Regions from separate parts of the Homo sapiens genome. Here region 1 is linked to region 2. Evidence: chromatin loops called from intact Hi-C (ENCODE). Cell type or tissue: IMR-90. All regions are shown on one strand. Each heading gives the region's core, and the rest is flanking DNA. Links, peaks and the distances in the headings are about the cores only. Region 1 overlaps IFT74 (intraflagellar transport 74). Region 2 overlaps IFT74 (intraflagellar transport 74).

Evidence for each region. A loop is a pair of places that touch in the nucleus more often than their neighbours do. Peaks named below come from ENCODE experiments on the same cell type or tissue, not always from the same donor. Only the 100,000 strongest peaks of a DNase experiment are listed, where the experiment ranks them.
Region 1: a loop joins it to region 2, with 2.3 times the contacts of the local background. A loop is called at or near these places in 1 of 110 quality-filtered maps.

What each region holds. Positions count from the first base shown.
Region 1 is chr9:27,016,684-27,022,073 of GRCh38, forward strand. IFT74 (intraflagellar transport 74) reads left to right here. Exons shown (of 20, transcript NM_025103.4): 11 at 224-367; 12 at 1,964-2,004. Among named protein-coding and RNA genes, the nearest start is that of LRRC19, 14 kb to the left of the region's middle. In IMR-90, for the core only: no CTCF peak of the experiment used is centred there; a DNase peak (open chromatin) is centred at 3,098; H3K27ac peaks cover 1,540 bases.
Region 2 is chr9:26,962,857-26,968,246 of GRCh38, forward strand. All of the region lies in intron 2 of IFT74 (intraflagellar transport 74), which reads left to right. Among named protein-coding and RNA genes, the nearest start is that of IFT74, 9.1 kb to the left of the region's middle. In IMR-90, for the core only: no CTCF peak of the experiment used is centred there; no DNase peak of the experiment used is centred there.

The DNA.
Region 1 (5,390 bases), core at 152-5,151, 54 kb after region 2:
ATCAACTTCTTGTGAATCTTAGACTGAAAATAGCAGGATTTATTTTTATTCTTCCAATTTAGGAATGTGCTTTGTAGCATTATTGAGTACTAATGATATTTGCTGTCTGTATTTAAAGATGCTAGTAGTTTAAATTTACCCCCATTCTTATAAACTGAAACCTATTTTAGAATAATTATTGATAAAATACTAATTAAAACTTTCCCTTCTTATTTTCCTTTAGGAAATAGCTCACTCCCAGGTGAAACAGGAGGCGGTATTGCTGCATGAAAAACTTTATGAGTTGGAGTCCCATCGAGATCAAATGATTGCAGAAGACAAAAGCATAGGATCTCCAATGGAAGAGAGAGAGAAATTACTTAAGCAGGTGGGCAAAACAAACATACTTATTTTAAGATGTCTGGTTTTGGTACATGTATTGATTTGTTTTTTTTAAAGGGATATTAATGCAAGTAGTAAAGCTAGTAAGTGTATTGTCTAAAAATAGTTTATGTGAAGAAATGACTTTTTAATCTAGATTTTCTTCCTCTTTTATTATTATTATTATTATTATTTTTGATGTAGGATCTTGCTCTGTAACCCAGGCTGGAGCACAGTGGTGCAATCATAGCTCACTGTAGCCCTGAGCTGCTGGCCTCAAGTGATCCTCCACCTCAGCCTCCCGAGTAGCTGGGACTGCAGGCATGTGCCAACACACCAATTTTTTATTTTTATTTTTTGTAGAGATAGGGTTTTACTGTGTTGCCTGGGCTGGTCTCCAGCTCCTGGCCTCAAGCAGTCCTCCCATTTCAGCCTCTCCAAGTGTTGGGACTATAGGCACCCAGCCTAGATTTTCTTAATCAAGTATTTCATAGTAACTTAGGTGAAGCTAACTTTTCCTTATTAGGAATACTTGAAACTCTTCTTTATTGGTCATTAAATATTTAGATAATCTTTTTGAAGATATGTTTCATTATTGTTTTGGGCCTTGTATTTAGAAAATGGAGTATCCCAAGGCTAATGACTTTTTGTGGTTGTTATTATCAGTGCCTCCATGAAGAGAATGGAATTAAAATGTCCTGTGAAATTATCGTATGTCCTAAAGTCATGACACATGTAACATGTATTTAGTAGCTTTCTTACTACCCCAGGGGTGGATTTAGTTTAGCTCCAAATTATAATTAGCATGTTGTTTATCCTGACACATCCTAACTATAAGGGCCTTAGGAGAACTTCATATGTATATGGGCACAGCTCCAGTCAGGGACTCCTTTGCCCTTAGACTTAGATCAAGCCCAGTGCATTTAGAAGAAATGTAGGTATCAATTCAGGGACTATTTAATTATTAGAATCATTTCAAAAAGGTATTAAATCTAGAACCTGTGTAGTTCCTTGGAGAGAAATCATTGAAAGATGGGGAGGAGTGATCTTGAGGTACGCCTACCACATAAAATATAGAATGGCTGCTTAAATTTGAATTTCAGATAAGCAATAAATAATCTTTCAGATATATATATGTATATGGAAAAATTATTTATTGCTTGTCAATGATATGGATATTCCAAATATTACATGGTACATATATCCTCTCAAAGGTATTCACTATTTATCTGAAATTCAGATTTAACTGGGCTTGCTCAATCTAGCAACCCTACCTTGTGGGAAACTGAGGGGAATCTCAGAAATCCTAGATGTTTATATCAACTTATCCAGGCCTGAAGATGAGCTATCCTCATGGTGCCTGGAGGGTAGCTGTGAGTATATCAGTTACTACCCTTACTTTGAGGAAAAAGGATGGAATCTGTGAATGGTTCCTTGGTGCTGTTCCCTTTAACTTCAAAGGTTGAAATCTAAAAAATAGATTTCAAGAAAGAGAGTAGATTTGACACTTTAGTACAATTGTACTCTAGAAGGAAATTATCTTTAAGATAGCCTTACAATGAGTTATTTTTTTAAATACTACTTTCTTTTTATGCCTTTGTAGATTAAAGATGATAATCAGGAAATAGCCAGCATGGAAAGACAGTAAGTATCTTTATACTAGGACATTTTACATCCATTTCTCACTTTAAAAATTACATTCTAAAGGTACAGGAGTGGCTTTCATTCTTTCAATTTTACTTATAGCTTTAAATATTTCTTTGAGTGTTTAAGAGCCATTGCATAGTATAATTTTTTTATAAGTATCTTTATTAAGATATACTTTATACCATATAATAGACATATTTAATGTAAACAATTTAAAACATTTTAGTATATTCACAGAAGTGTGCAGCCATCACCTAGATCACCTTTATTTTTCAATTTTTATTTATTTTTATCTTTTTGAGACCAGGTCTCATTCTGCTGCCCAGACTGGAGTGCAAGTGGCATGATATAGCTCACTGTAACCTCAAACTCCTGGGCTCAAACCTCCCAAGTAGCCAGGACTACAGGCACACACCACCATATCTGGCTAATTTATTTTTATTTTTAGTAGAGTCGAGATCTTGCTATGTGGCCCAGGCTAGTCTCCAGCTCCTAGCCTCAAGTGATCCTCCCATCTCAGCTTCCCAAAGAGCTGGGATTAAAGATGTGAGCCAGTATGCCATGCCCCCAGTCAATTTTAGAACTATTCAGTCAGCCCAATAAAACCCTGCACCCTTTAACCATCACCTCCCTTATCCCTCTCCCAGCTCTAGCCATGCCCATTCTGGACATTTCATATATATGGAATCATTCAATATGTGCTTCTGTGTGTCAGGATGCTTTCACTTAGCACAGTGAGCCTTGCTTTCTCGAAGATCAGCTGACTATTGGTATTTGGCTTTATTTCTGGGTTCTCTGTTCTGTTCCAAGGCTCATAGGTGAGCCTTGAAAACTAAGACAAATGGAATATTATTTGGAAATAAAAATTAATAAAATACTAAGCATGTATTAGTTTTTATTAATACTAATACATGCTTAGTATTTTATTAATTTTTATTTCCAAATAGTATTCCATTGTATGGATATACCATATTTTATTTATTTATCAATTAATGGATGTATGGGCTGTTACCATTTTTTTATTATCATGAGTCATGCTCCTATAAACATCCATGTACAAGTTTTTGTGTGGGCATATGTTTTCACTTCTCTTGTATATATACCTAGGAGTGGAATTGCTGACTCATGACTATGTTTAACTTTTTGAAGAACTACCAGACTGTTTTCCAAAACAGCTTTACCATTTTACATTTCATTTATTTGTATTTGAATACATTTATTTGAAATTTGTAAAACAATCATTTTACTACCAGTCACCAGAAAGCATACCAATTGTTTTAATTTAATTTTTTTTTTTTTTTCTGATACAGAGTCCCAGTTTGTCGCCCAGGCTGGAATGCAGTGGTGCAATCTTGGCTCACTGCAACCTCCACATCCTGGGTTCAAGGGATTCTCATGCCTCAGCCTCCCGAGTAGCTGGGACTACAGGCACACAGCACCATACCCGGCTAAGATTGTTTTAATTTTAATCAACTAAGTTGTAAATTAATAAGTAGTCAACAATGACGAAATTGCCTTTTAATGTCTCTCATATTCTATTGTAATGTTTTTGTTGCTGATTACAACTTATGAAATTAAATTTTGGAATCACAGTCTCTAGTATCAGCTGAATTGCAGCCCGTGTCAAGTGTTTTGCAATACTGGCTAAGGTACTAAGAAACTAATTTTTTTTTTCTGTTTTTTGTAACTGTAAGCAAATTTCTATATTCTTATGGCTAAGAGAATATTTTTTTCTTTTAGGAACATTTAAAGCAGCTTTATTTTATCTTTTTTATTTCTTTTTTTTTTTTTTCTTTTTTTTTGAGACAGAGTCTCCCTCTGTTGCCCAGGCTGGGGTGCAGCAGCCCAATCTCGGCTCACTGCAAGCTCCTCCTCCCAGGTTCATGCCATTCTCCTGCCTCAGCCTCCCCAGTAGCTGGGACTACAGGCGCCCGCCACTGCGCCTGGCTAATTTTTTGTATTTTTAGTAGAGACGGGGTTTCACTGTGTTAGCCAGGATGGTCTCGATCTCCTGACCTCGTGATCTGCCCGCCTCGGCCTCCCAAAGTGCTGGGTTTACAGGCGTGACCTACCGCGCCTGGCCTATCTTTTTTACTTCAGTAGTTTTTGGGGAACAGGTGGTATTTGGTTACATGGATAATTTCTTGAGTGGTGATTTCTGAGATTTTGATGCATCCATCAACCAAGCAGTGTCCACTCTACCCACTGTGTAGTGTTTTATCCCTCACCCACCTCTCACTCTTCCCACCAAGTCCCCGGAGTCCATTGTATCATTCTTATGCCTTTACGTCCTCATAGCTTAGCTCCCACTTATAAATGAGAACATACAATGTTTGGTTTTCCATTCCTGAGTTTCTTCACTTAGAATAACTGTCTCCAACTCTGTCTAGGTTGCTGTGAATGCCATTATTTTGTTCCTTTTTATGGCTGAGTAGAATAAACATATATATATGTATGTATATGTATAAATATATATGTATGTATATGTATAAATATATACGCACACACACATACATACCACATTTTCTTTATTCACTTGTTGATTGTTGGCTTTTTGGCTGTTTCCATATTTTTCCAGTTGCAAATTGTACTGCTGTCAACATGCGTGTGCAAGTGTCTTTTCATATAATGACTTCTATTTCCTCTGGATAGATACCTCGTAGTGGGATCGCTAGATCAAATGGTAGACCTACTTTTAGTTCTTTAAGGAATCTCCATACTGTTTTCCATAGTGGTTGTACTACTTTATATTTCCACAAGCAGTGTAAAAGTGTTCCCTTTTCACCACATCCACACCAACATCTATTTTTAAAAATTTTTTAATTATGGCCATTCTTGCAGGAGTAAGGTGGTATTGCATTGTGGTTTTGATTTGCATTTCCCTGATAATGATGTTGAGCATCATTTCCTATGATTGTTGACCATTTGTATATCTTCTTTTGAGAGTCATCTATTCATGTCCTTAGCCCACTTTTCACTTTTTTATGGGATTTTTTTTTCTTGCTGATTTGTTTGAACTTGTTGTAGATTCTAGATATTAGCCCTTTGTCAGATGCACAGTTTAGGAAAGTTTTCTCCAACTCTGTGGGTTGTCTATTAACTCTGCTGATTCTTTTGTGGTGCAGAAGTTTTTTAGTTTAATTAAGTCCCATCTATTTATCTTTGTTTTTGTTGCATTTGCTTTTAGGTTCTTTCAGTTCATGAAGTCTTTGCTTATGCCGATGTCTAGAAGAGTTTTTCTGATGTTATCTTCTAGAATTTGTATGGGTTTAGGTCTTAGATTTAAGTCTCTGATTCACCTTGAATTGATTTTTGTATAAGATGAGAGATGAGGATCCAGTTTCATTCTCCTACTTGTGGCTTGCCAATTATCCCAGCACCAT
Region 2 (5,390 bases), core at 264-5,263:
TAAAAACATTTATAATATATATACCATATATAGGATCAGAATCTTAAAATTAAAAGGTAAACTTTACTAATTTTTTTTTTTTTCTTTTTTTCTTTTTTTTATTTTTATTTTTTTGTTATACTTTAAGTTTTAGGGTACATGTGCACATTGTGCAGGTTAGTTACATATGTATACATGTGCCATGCTGGTGTGCTGCACCCACTAACTCGTCATCTAGCATTAGGTGTATCTCCCGATGCTATCCCTCCTCTCTCCCCGCACCCCACAACAGTCCCCAGAGTGTGATATTCCCCTTCCTGTGTCCATGTGATCTCATTGTTCAATTCCCACCTATGAGTGAGAATATGCGGTGTTTGGTTTTTTGTTCTTGCGGTAGTTTACTGAGAATGATGATTTCCAATTTCATCCATGTCCCTACAAAGGACATGAACTCATCATTTTTTATGATTGCATGGTATTCCATGGTGTATATGTGCCACATTTTCTTAATCCAGTCTATCATTGTTGGACATTTGGGTTGGTTCCAAGTCTTTGCTATTGTGAATAATGCCGCAATAAACATACGTGTGCATGTGTCTTTATAGCAGCATGATTTATAGTCCTTTGGGTATATACCCAGTAATGGGATGGCTGGGTCAAATGGTATTTCCAGTTCTAGATCCCTGAGGAATCGCCACACTGACTTCCACAATGGTTGAACTAGTTTACAGTCCCACCAACAGTGTAAAAGTGTTCCTATTTCTCCACATCCTCTCCAGCACCTGTTGTTTCCTGACTTTTTAATGATCGCCATTCTAACTGGTGTGAGATGGTGTCTCATTGTGGTTTTGACTTGCATTTCTCTGATGGCCAGTGATGATGAGCATTGTTTCATGTGTTTTTTGGCTGCATAAATGTCTTCTTTTGGGAAGTGTCGGTTGATGTCTTTCGCCCACTTTTTGATGGGGTTGTTTGTTTTTTTCTTGTAAATTTGTTGGAGTTCATTGTAGATAGATTCTGGATATTAGCCCTTTGTCAGATGAGTAGGTTGCGAAAATGTTCTCCCATTTTGTAGGTTGCGTGTTCACTCTGATGGTAGTTTCTTTTGCTGTGCAGAAGCTCTTTAGTTTAATGAGATCCCATTTGTCAATTTTGGCTTTTGTTGCCATTGCTTTTGGTGTTTTAGACATGAAGTCCTTGCCCATGCCTATGTCCTGAATGGTAATGCCTAGGTTTTCTTCTAGGGTTTTTATGGTTTTAGGTCTAACGTTTAAGTCTTTAATCCATCTTGAATTGATTTTTGTATAAGGTGTAAGGAAGGGATCCAGTTTCAGCTTTCTACATATGGCTAGCCAGTTTTCCCAGCACCATTTATTAAATAGGGAATCCTTTCCCCATTGCTTGTTTTTCTCAGGTTTGTCAAAGATCAGATAGTTGTAGATATACGGCGTTATTTCTGAGGGCTCTGTTCTGTTCCATTGATCTATATCTCTGTTTTGGTACCAGTACCATGCTGTTTTGGTTACTGTAGCCTTGTAGTATAGTTTGAAGTCAGGTAGTGTGATGCCTCCAGCTTTGTTCTTTTGGCTTAGTATTGACTTGGCGATGCGGGCTCTTTTTTGGTTCCATATGAACTTTAAAGTAGTTTTTTCCAATTCTGTGAAGAAAGTCATTGGTAGCTTGATGGGGATGGCATTGAATCTATAAATTACCTTGGGCAGTATGGCCATTTTCATGATATTGATTCTTCCTACCCGTGAGCATGGAATGTTCTTCCATTTGTTGTAAACTTTACTAATTTTTAAGTGCTCTTTCTGTATTAAGACCACAAGCCTTATGTCCAATCAAAATTTCATGACATTTCTTTTGATGCTAGGGGTAATATTATAAAACTATTCTAAAACTCATCTAGAACAATACCACAAAAATAAGAAAAAGTACAGTACTCTAATGTAAAATATGTTATAGACAATGAGTGAAACAATATTCTGATTGCCACGGCACCTGGAGGTAAACTCTAGTAAATGTTAAAGAGCTTAATATAAGAGAGTGTGTCATAAATAGTGAATAAGAGAAACACATCATATGAGGAAAAGTTAGATGAAGTTTATGAGTTGATATTCTAAGCAGAAGGATATCCTGTAAAGATAATTATTACATTTTCGTTATCATTATAATGTAAAAATTGGGAAACAACCTAGAAGACTTACAACAGGTGAATCTTAAATAATGATATGTATATCCCTATAAAGGCTGTTAGATAGTCATTACAAACTACTTTCAAGATATTTCAGAAAATAATATACTTTAACAAAAGTTTAAAAGTGATATCAATTTAACATAGAAAACATAAATTTATAAATACATAGAATTGAAATGGAAATAAATGAATAGACAAAAATGTCCATAAATTTATCTGATTTTCACACAGGTGATTTCAACTGAGAAGGTGCAGAGGGCCAATACTCAACCTCCTACAGTAGGCTAAGTGCAAACTACAGATAATGTTGGGTCCTATGGTTAACTCATAAGAAGAGCAGCATTTTTTGGAGGGAATAATTTTGTTAAAGTCAGATTTTCCTAAAGTTTTCAGATTTTTTTTCTAGAGTTTCAGGTAATAATATTAGGACATCGTCATCAACTTAGACTGAAATAATTTTTCTGAAGTCTTCATACATAGGATAGTAAGGGTATCTTTTTCTTTTATTCCAGTAAAAATTGATAATTAAATATTTATAAAAAGAATCTGACATTTATTGGCCACCTACTATTTGCCAGGCACGTTATCTGTTTATTTGTAAAATTTTAAAATTTGTATGTATTCATGGGGTAGGTCAGTTGTCTTACATGCATATATTATGTAATGATGAAGTGTGGGCTTTTAGTGTACCCATCACCTGAATAGTGAACACTGTACCCAATATGTAATTTAGCAACCCTCACCTTCCTCCCACTCATCTTTTGTAATCTTTAGTGTCTGTTATCTCACTCTGTATGTCCGTATGTACCCATTGTTTAGCTCCCACTTATAAGTGAGAACATGCGGTATTTGACTTTCTCTTTCTGAATTGTTTCACTTAGGATCATGGCCTCTGGTTCCAACCATATTGCTGCAAAAGACATGATTTCTTTATTATGGCAGAGTAGTGTTTCATAGTATGTGTATATATATATATGTGTATATGTGTGTGTGTATATATATGTATATACATGTATACCACATTTTCTTTACGTAGCCCTCCATCTCCATTGATGGACAGTCAGGTTTTTTTTTCATATATTCGCTATTGTGGCAAGTAGTGTGATAAACATAGGAATGCAGGTATCTTTTTGAAATAATGATTTCTTTCCTTTTGCAGTGGGATTGCTGGATCATATGATAGTTCTATTTTTAGTTTTTTGAGGAACTTCCATACTGTTCTCCATAGTAGTTATACTAACTTACATTCCCCCCAACACTGTACAAAGGTTCCCTTTTCTTTATATATTTGTCAGCATTTGCTATTGCCTTTCTTTTGGATAAAAGTCGTTTTAACTGGAGTGAGATGATATCTCACTGTAGTTTTGATTTGCATTTCTCTGATGATCAGTGATGTTGAGCACCTTTTCGTATACCTGTTTGACGTTTGTATATCTTCTTTTGAGAAGTTGTCTATTCAGACCTTTTGCCCGTTTTTTATTGTATTATTAGATTTTTTTGCTAGTGAGTTGTTGGAGCACCTTATATATTCTGTTTATTAATTTCTTGTCAGATGAATAGTTTTCATATATTTTCTCCTATTATGTTGGTTGTCCCTTCACTTTGTTGATTGTTTGCTGTGCAGGTGCTTTTTAACTTGATGTGATTCTATTTGTTCATTTTTGCTTTGGTTTCCTTTGCTTGTGGGATATTACTCAAGAAATCTTTGCTTAGACCAATGTTCTGGATAATTTCCCCTGTGTTTTCTTTTAGTAGTTTCATAGTTTGAGGTCTTAAGTCTTTAATCCATTTTGATTTGATTCTTGTATATGGTGAGAGATATGGGTCTAGTTTCATTCTTTTGTCTATGGATATCCAGTTCTCCCAGTACCATTTATTGAAGAAACTGGCATTTCCTCAGTGTATGTTCCTTGCATCTTTGTCAAAAATGTGTTCACTCTAGATATATGGATTTATTTCTGGGTTCTCTATTCTGTTTTTATGCCAGTATGCTTTTCTTTTTCTTTTCCTTTTTTTTTTAATTCAGGATGGGTTTGGCTATCCTAGATCTTTTATGGTTCTATATAAATTTTAGGATTTTTTTTTCTATTTTTGAGAAGAATGTCATTGATATTTTGACAAGGATTGCATTGAATTTGTAGATTAATTTGGATATTCTGGATATTTTGACAATGTTGATTCTTCCAATCCATGAACATGGAATATCTTTCTATTTTTTGTTGTTCTCTTCAGTTCATTGCATCAGTGTTTTATAGTTTTCATTGTAGAGATCTTTCACTTCTTGGGTTAATTCCTAGGTATTTTATTTTATTTGTAGCTATTGTAAATGGGATAACTTTCTTGATTTTTTTCATGTTGTTCCCTGTTAGCATATAGAAATGCTATTGATTTTTGTATCCTGCAATTTTTCTGAGTTTTACTGAATTTACTATTTATCAGTTCAGATAGTTTTTTTGGTGGAGTCTTTAGGTTTTTCCAAATATAAGATCATATCATCTGCAAACAGAGTTAATTTGACTTCTTCCTTTCCAGTTTGGATGCCCTTTATTTCTTTTTGTTGTCTGATTGCTCTAGCCAGGAATTCCAGTACTGTGTTGAATAACAGTGGTGAAAGTGGGCATCCTTGTTGTGTTCTAGATCTTAGAGGAAAGGCTTTCAGTTTTTCCTCATTCCATAGGATACTAGCTGTGGATCTGTCATATATAGCTTTTATTGTATTTAGATATGTTCCTTCTATACCTGGTTTTTTGAGGATTTTGATCATCAGGAGATGTTAAATGTCATCAAATGCTTTTACAATATCAACGGAAGGCTTTTGTCCTTCAGTCTGATGGTATGATTTATCACATTGATTGATTTGCACATGTTGAACTATCTTTAGTTACCTGGGGTAAATACCAGTGAGTCATGACAAATGATCTTTTTAATGTGTTGTTTAATTCAGTTTGCTGGTACTTTGTTGAGGATTTTTGCACCAATGTTCATCAGGGATATTGGCCTATAGTTTTCTGTTTTCTTCATATGTCTTGTCTTTTTTTTTTTTTTTTTAATCAGGATAATACTGGTCTTGTAGAATGAGTTTGAAAGCATTTTCTCCTCTTCTATTTCTCAGAATAGTTTTAGTAGGATCAGTATTAGTTCTTTTTTAAATGTTTGGTGGAACTCAGCAGTGAAGTCATCAGGTCCTGAGCTTTTCTTTGCTGGGAGACGT